Linked DNA regions of Homo sapiens: region 2 is linked to region 1. The links are chromatin loops, found by intact Hi-C in ENCODE. Cell type or tissue: Calu3. All regions are shown on one strand. Each heading gives the region's core, and the rest is flanking DNA. Links, peaks and the distances in the headings are about the cores only.

Region 1 (2,925 bases), core at 106-2,605:
CCCCCGCCACCCTAGGGTGGGTGCTGTTAGTTCCAGGCCATGTTCACCTCTGCAGACCTTACAAACAGGCTGTGGTAGTGTGACACATCTTCCTTCCTGATGCTAGTATCATAAACATCCACTTGAAAACTTCCTTCTACGGATTAACTTTCTCCTACCTTGTTATTTGGGTGATTTGCTATTAGTACTAGCTAATTTTCTAAGGTTTTACCTGTTTTGTTTTTTCATGTCTTCTTTTTAATCATCTGCCCTTTCTTATAAGTGAATCATGGGGGCCAGTGACTCAACAAAATGCTTTGAGTTCTGCTTCATGTCACATTGGGAAAACATGATTTGTATAAAACAGGGCATCTCTGTGGTGTGTACTGCCACCCTCCAAGCTGTTCTGTGGAAGCTAGGGTGCCACCTCTCTCTCATTAAAATATGTTTCTTCTTTTTACTCTTTTGAATATTAACACATTTATTATAATCTTCAAAACATTTTAAAATAAAACTCTTGCTCCCACTTTGTTTCCTTACCCAATTCCTGCTCCTCTAGCCCTTGGATAAGCACTTCTGTTCGTTTCTTACATGACCTTCAAGAATTTTTTAAAACAGTATAAACACAAGCAAATATAAATGCGTTCTTATTTTTCTCCATTTTTTTTTAAAGTGGGCTTAGTCTACATATAGTTCTGCTGCTTTTCTTTTTAACCTACTAATATGTCTTGGAGAGCTTTTCATAACAATGTTAACAGTACATACAGAGCTTCTGTTTTTTTTCTTTTTAAGCTGCATACTATTAAAGTGATCTCTTTAAAACACAAACCTGGACATGCCTCCTGGTCATCAGATTGAAAAAATATAGTATATATACGGGTTTGGCACTATCTGTCATTTCAGGTGTCTTCTGGGGGTCTTGGAATGTATCCCCCATGGATAAGGAGAGACTATTGTGTTTTCATTCCATCTCAATTAGTATGTACTCTTAAATTAAGAAGGTAGGCAACATTTTGAAAACTTTGCAGAGATGGATTTGCAGCTCCTCAAGAGCACATCTGACCCCTAGTGACTGAAGAAGGAAAAGTGAAAGATCAGAGGAATGAAAAGGGTTAAGAAACAGAGTTCAAAGTAAGATGATATTCTTTGTTTACTCTCACCTTAGAAGTGGAGAACATTTTTCTCCTGTGAACTGATGAAAGGATGCTTTCATGGTAGTGGCTACAGCTGTGGAATTTCTGAAGAAGGCTGCTGAGGGGAATAAAAATGTTGCTGCTGTCATGAATCAATGAAATGTCAACATCTCAGATAGTCTATACGTGGTTTTCAGATGGTTTTGGGCAAAGGGAGCTTTTATGACCATAGATGTCAACTTCTTGCAAGGGTGAGGGTGGGGTTGGGGTGGGATGGGGAGTGGTTATGGCCCACTGAGAACTAAGGCACTCTGTCATCTCATAGTCCATTCTTTCCAAGCTACCTGAATTGTGCTCCAGAGTTCTGGGGAGTCTAGGTTGAAGAAACGACCGTGTTAGTGGCCGGGTGCAGTGGCTCATACCTGTAATCCCAGCACTTTGGGAGGCCGAGGTGGGTAGATCACTTGAGCCCAGGAGTTTGAGACCAGCCTGGGCAACATAGAGAGACCCCATCTCAAAATAGCAATAACAACATCAAAGAAACGACTGTGTTGGGGCTGGCTCAGTCTTCCACTGGATATCTAGTGAGTGGACAGTGCATGACACCTACATAAATCACCTCTTTTTTTGTATCAATGACATAAATCTAGTTCAGTTTGGAAGTATATACATACTGTTTCAGATAAGCGTATCTACTTATTTGTTTGTCTTCTCTCTTTAGATAAAGAAGAAGCAGCAAGATGTGGTTAGATTTCTGGAAGCCAACAAGATAGAGTTTGAGGAGGTGGATATCACAATGTCAGAAGAACAGAGGCAATGGATGTACAAAAACGTCCCCCCGGAAAAGAAACCCACTCAGGGCAACCCCCTGCCACCTCAGATATTTAATGGCGACCGATACTGTGGAGTAAGTGGCTAGACTGTTATCATGCTGTTTCTTTTTATTGTTCAGAACACATGCCACCTAGAGTGCAGGTGGGTTTTTCCAGTGAAGACTGTGACTTCTTCACCCAATGCCCATTCAGATCCACATGTCTAACAGAGGGTGAAGTTGAGAAGGGATGTGAGTCCAAGGTCATGGACTGTGTATGTATGTGCGAGGGTTGTGTGGTATGTGAATGTAAGTGCACGTGTGTCTGTCAATCTGAGCTCTGTCTTTGCTTTGGAAACAGAAGTAGGAAGGGAAGCTCTGTGTATGTGTGTATGTATGTATGTATGTGTGTATTATGTTCTAAATTTTGAAGCATTAAAAATAATCATTTTAATTATTAAATTATTAATCAAATTATTTTTTGATTAATACATTTTAGGGGGCAGAGTAGTAGAGGGGGATAATTATCTTTGAATATCCCTTTATGGTATAAATAACTGCTAATAGCTAATCGTAAACCAGAGTTCCATTTCTTATGATAATGAGCCAGAGGGATCATTAAGAATATCAGTGCACCTCATATATGAACATATATCAGGTGCTTTCCTGCTGCATGTAGCATACGAGAAGATGAAAAAGTCACTTTCATCTATTTACCTACTTGCGTACTCCTTAGGTTAAGAAAAATAATTGAGAAACTTCTTTCTAATGAGTAAGTTAGGATTTGCCTTTTGCCATATCTCTAAGTATCTAAGTCAGTGTTTATTTTTGGACCTGTACTATAGTTATTTAAGGACGGTCTAAAGAAGAAGGAGCCACAGAGCTGAGGTGCTTGAGATTAAATAAATAGCTAGGCTGTAATTAGCGTGGAGGAAAGGAATAACAGCCTTTGGTGGCTTCAAAGAAAACAATCCTTTCCCCCACGTGCGTAATGGAGAATGA
Region 2 (2,925 bases), core at 129-2,628, 64 kb before region 1:
AGATCACCTGAGGTCAGGAGTTCAAGACCAGCCTGGCCAACATGGTGAAACCCCGCCTCTACTAAAAATACAAAAATTAGTCGGGCGTGGTGGCAGGCATCTGTAATCCCAGCTACTCCACAGGCTGAGGCAGGAGAATTGCTTGAACCCCAAGAGACAGAGGTTACAGTGAGCCGAGATCGCACCATTGCACTCCAGCCTGGAAGACAGAGCGAGACTCCATCTCAAAAAAAAGAAAAAGAAAAGAGGTTTAATCAGCTCATGGTTCCTCAGGCTGTACAGGAAGCATGGCTGGTGAGGCCTCAGGAAACTCACAATCATGGAGGAAGGTGAAGGGGAAGCAGGCACGTCTTACATGGCAGGAACAGGAGGAAGAGAGCTAAGGGGAAAGTGCTACACTTTTAAACAGGTCTCGTGAGAACTCACTCACTATCACGAAAACAGCAAGGGGGTAGTCAGCCCCCATGATCCAATCACCTCCTCTAACACTGAGGATTACAATTTAACATGAGACTTGCGTGGGGATACAGAGCTAAACCATATCAGCACCCTCCAGTGTTTCTTCAATTGGGAGGAAGAGAAGTAGCAGGAGAGGCCTCCCTGGCTTCCTAGAGGGACAGTCCCCAACAGCACCTGGACCAAGATGTACCAGGATCATCCCTCCAGTACAACTTGCTCCTTTAATCTAGATTCCTGTCTAATTGTTCATATATGAAAGTGTTATTTTCCACAGTGTAGATTCAGCATTAGCTTTCTGTAGACAAGAAACGTGTTTAACTCACTGTGTCGTACAAAGGGCTTGGCACATGGTAACTGTTTCAAGAAGTTCTGACTTAATAGGATGCAGAACTTCCTCCAAAAAGATTACAGTTCAACTGAGGGCAGTAACATGAGGCATTATAGTTTTATAAAGATTCCTAGAATGCCTCAGCAGTTATTATTCAGAGGCAAAAGTGACAAATAAAATTTTTGTTGCATGTTTTTCAGACTTCAACCCAGGAAGCTGGCTTCTCACCCTGCCTATAGGTGAGAACCCCCTGGAATGTTTTCTGAAACTACACATGTCCCACCTGCTTCATTCCCCTTACCACCAATTTTGATTCATTAGATATAGGACACAGTTCGAAACTAGGCAATGAAGTTGCCTAAGTGATTGTCTCATGCCTAGCAAGAGTACACTGGGTACACTGCCCCCACAGAATGCTGAAATGCAGAGCCCTATACTAACAATGTGGCAAAACTAATCCTTCCACACCCTGCAAAATTGCTGGGGAGGCTGTGGGTGTAGCACTCTATGGTCTTAACACATTGCCTCACAGCAGAACTGGAACCAGGCAGGATGGAGATTCAAGTTGATCATTTACACTAAACATACATTGACTGTTGGTGTTAGAGGTGCCTCCTCATTGGTAAGCAACAGAATTTTCCCTTGTGTGATAAGCTCCTTTTACATGCATGACATTGGACACTGAGGTATGTATTTGAGGCTGGTGTGCTGATAGTCAAAGTCATTAGGTATCATTGGCTGCAAAATGAAATTTTCTTAAGAGGAAAATGTATGTAAAGGGAAGGAAGAACGTACTATTTGAAAGATCTATGTTTGACTGTCTATTAGGCAAACATCCAGATGAGTTTGACTGGAAAAGGAGGAATGGTCATGCCTGATGCTGGCTTTGATCCAAGAATGTATCCTATCTTTCCAGACTCAGGGTCCTGACCTGCACCAGCCCTGCCCTCTCCCCTGCTGACAGGGGACTCTCTCAATTAGAGAAGTGTCTTTCTTTCGTTCCTCAGCTCCTCATGTGTCTGTCTGGCCTCATCCATCCCCAGCCCTACAGCATGGGTAAGTCAACAGAACTATCCGAGTTCTGTTGAGCTCAGACAGTTCTGAGTTCAAAAGAACTACTGCCATAGTTCTTTGGCAGTGGCAATTATTATTCGTTCATACACAGTAGATACAATAGCCATACTGATCCAAGCAATACATAGCTATATTCCCATTAGCTGTCAGGATTCCAAAACACCAAATCAGTCCTGTCTCAGCCTGGTCACCTTTATTATAAAGACAGTCATATTTTTAACTAATGAAGGAAATAGGCTTGTGAACACACAGTTAGATGAGGCTGGCTAACAGCCATTGCATTTAACTGACCAAAGAAGGCAGGCCATTCAAATCTCATTTTTCATGTATCCTAACAAATAGATTTATTATGGCATTTTTGCATATGGAAGGCATATTTCTAATGTCAAATTGAAAAATTTTAGAAATATCATTCTTCAACCTGTTATAGTTTTAGAGATATGCTGCTTGAGATAATGCCTGCTTTTCCACACACTGAGTTTACATTCGCTCCTTCAAATATTGCAAGACATTTTGCTGACATTTTTATCTGGAGAAAAGGAAGGCACACTATTACTATCCTATTTGATAGTGGTGAAAGATTCCAAAAAGGCAAATTGGGAGAATGAAATAGAAATTAGATGGAGGCCTCAAGTCTGTGGCTGCCACTAATTAGTCATATAACCTTGCATAGTCTCTTAACTCATTGAGCTCACTTTTCTCAGTCATACTTTTCTTTTCATTCAACATAATTTTTGGAATTATGTGCCATTGTTTAGAGTCAAAAGAGTCTCATAAATAAATTGCTTCAGGACTTCATGCTTTCGGCTTGGAAAGGTAGAGAGGTCTCATACCCTTGAAGCCAAAAGGAAGCTGCACCTGTGCCTGCCTTACGCACAACAGGGCCTGCTCTTATCTTCATAAATGCTCACAGCAGTTCATAAGTCACTAACATGATGAATATGGTCCTTTGTTATAGAAACAGATGTTTCTCATTATTCTTATTAGCTGCATTAAAATAAATCACCCTAGGGTTCAGTGAGGATCAAATCAAAAGGCTTGGACTTCACTTCATGGGAGACAAG

What was found. Peaks named below come from ENCODE experiments on the same cell type or tissue, not always from the same donor. Only the 100,000 strongest peaks of a DNase experiment are listed, where the experiment ranks them.
Region 2: a loop joins it to region 1, with 4 times the contacts of the local background. A loop is called at or near these places in 4 of 110 quality-filtered maps.

What each region holds. Positions count from the first base shown.
Region 1 is chr6:79,671,781-79,674,705 of GRCh38, forward strand. It overlaps SH3BGRL2 (SH3 domain binding glutamate rich protein like 2), which reads left to right. Exons shown (of 4, transcript NM_031469.4): 2 at 1,834-2,019. Among named protein-coding and RNA genes, the nearest start is that of SH3BGRL2, 42 kb to the left of the region's middle. In Calu3, for the core only: a CTCF peak has its summit at 1,052; a DNase peak (open chromatin) is centred at 1,111.
Region 2 is chr6:79,607,720-79,610,644 of GRCh38, forward strand. It overlaps a transcript of SH3BGRL2 not described here. Among named protein-coding and RNA genes, the nearest start is that of SH3BGRL2, 22 kb to the right of the region's middle. RefSeq lists a silencer at 1,193-1,487. In Calu3, for the core only: no CTCF peak of the experiment used is centred there; a DNase peak (open chromatin) is centred at 1,252.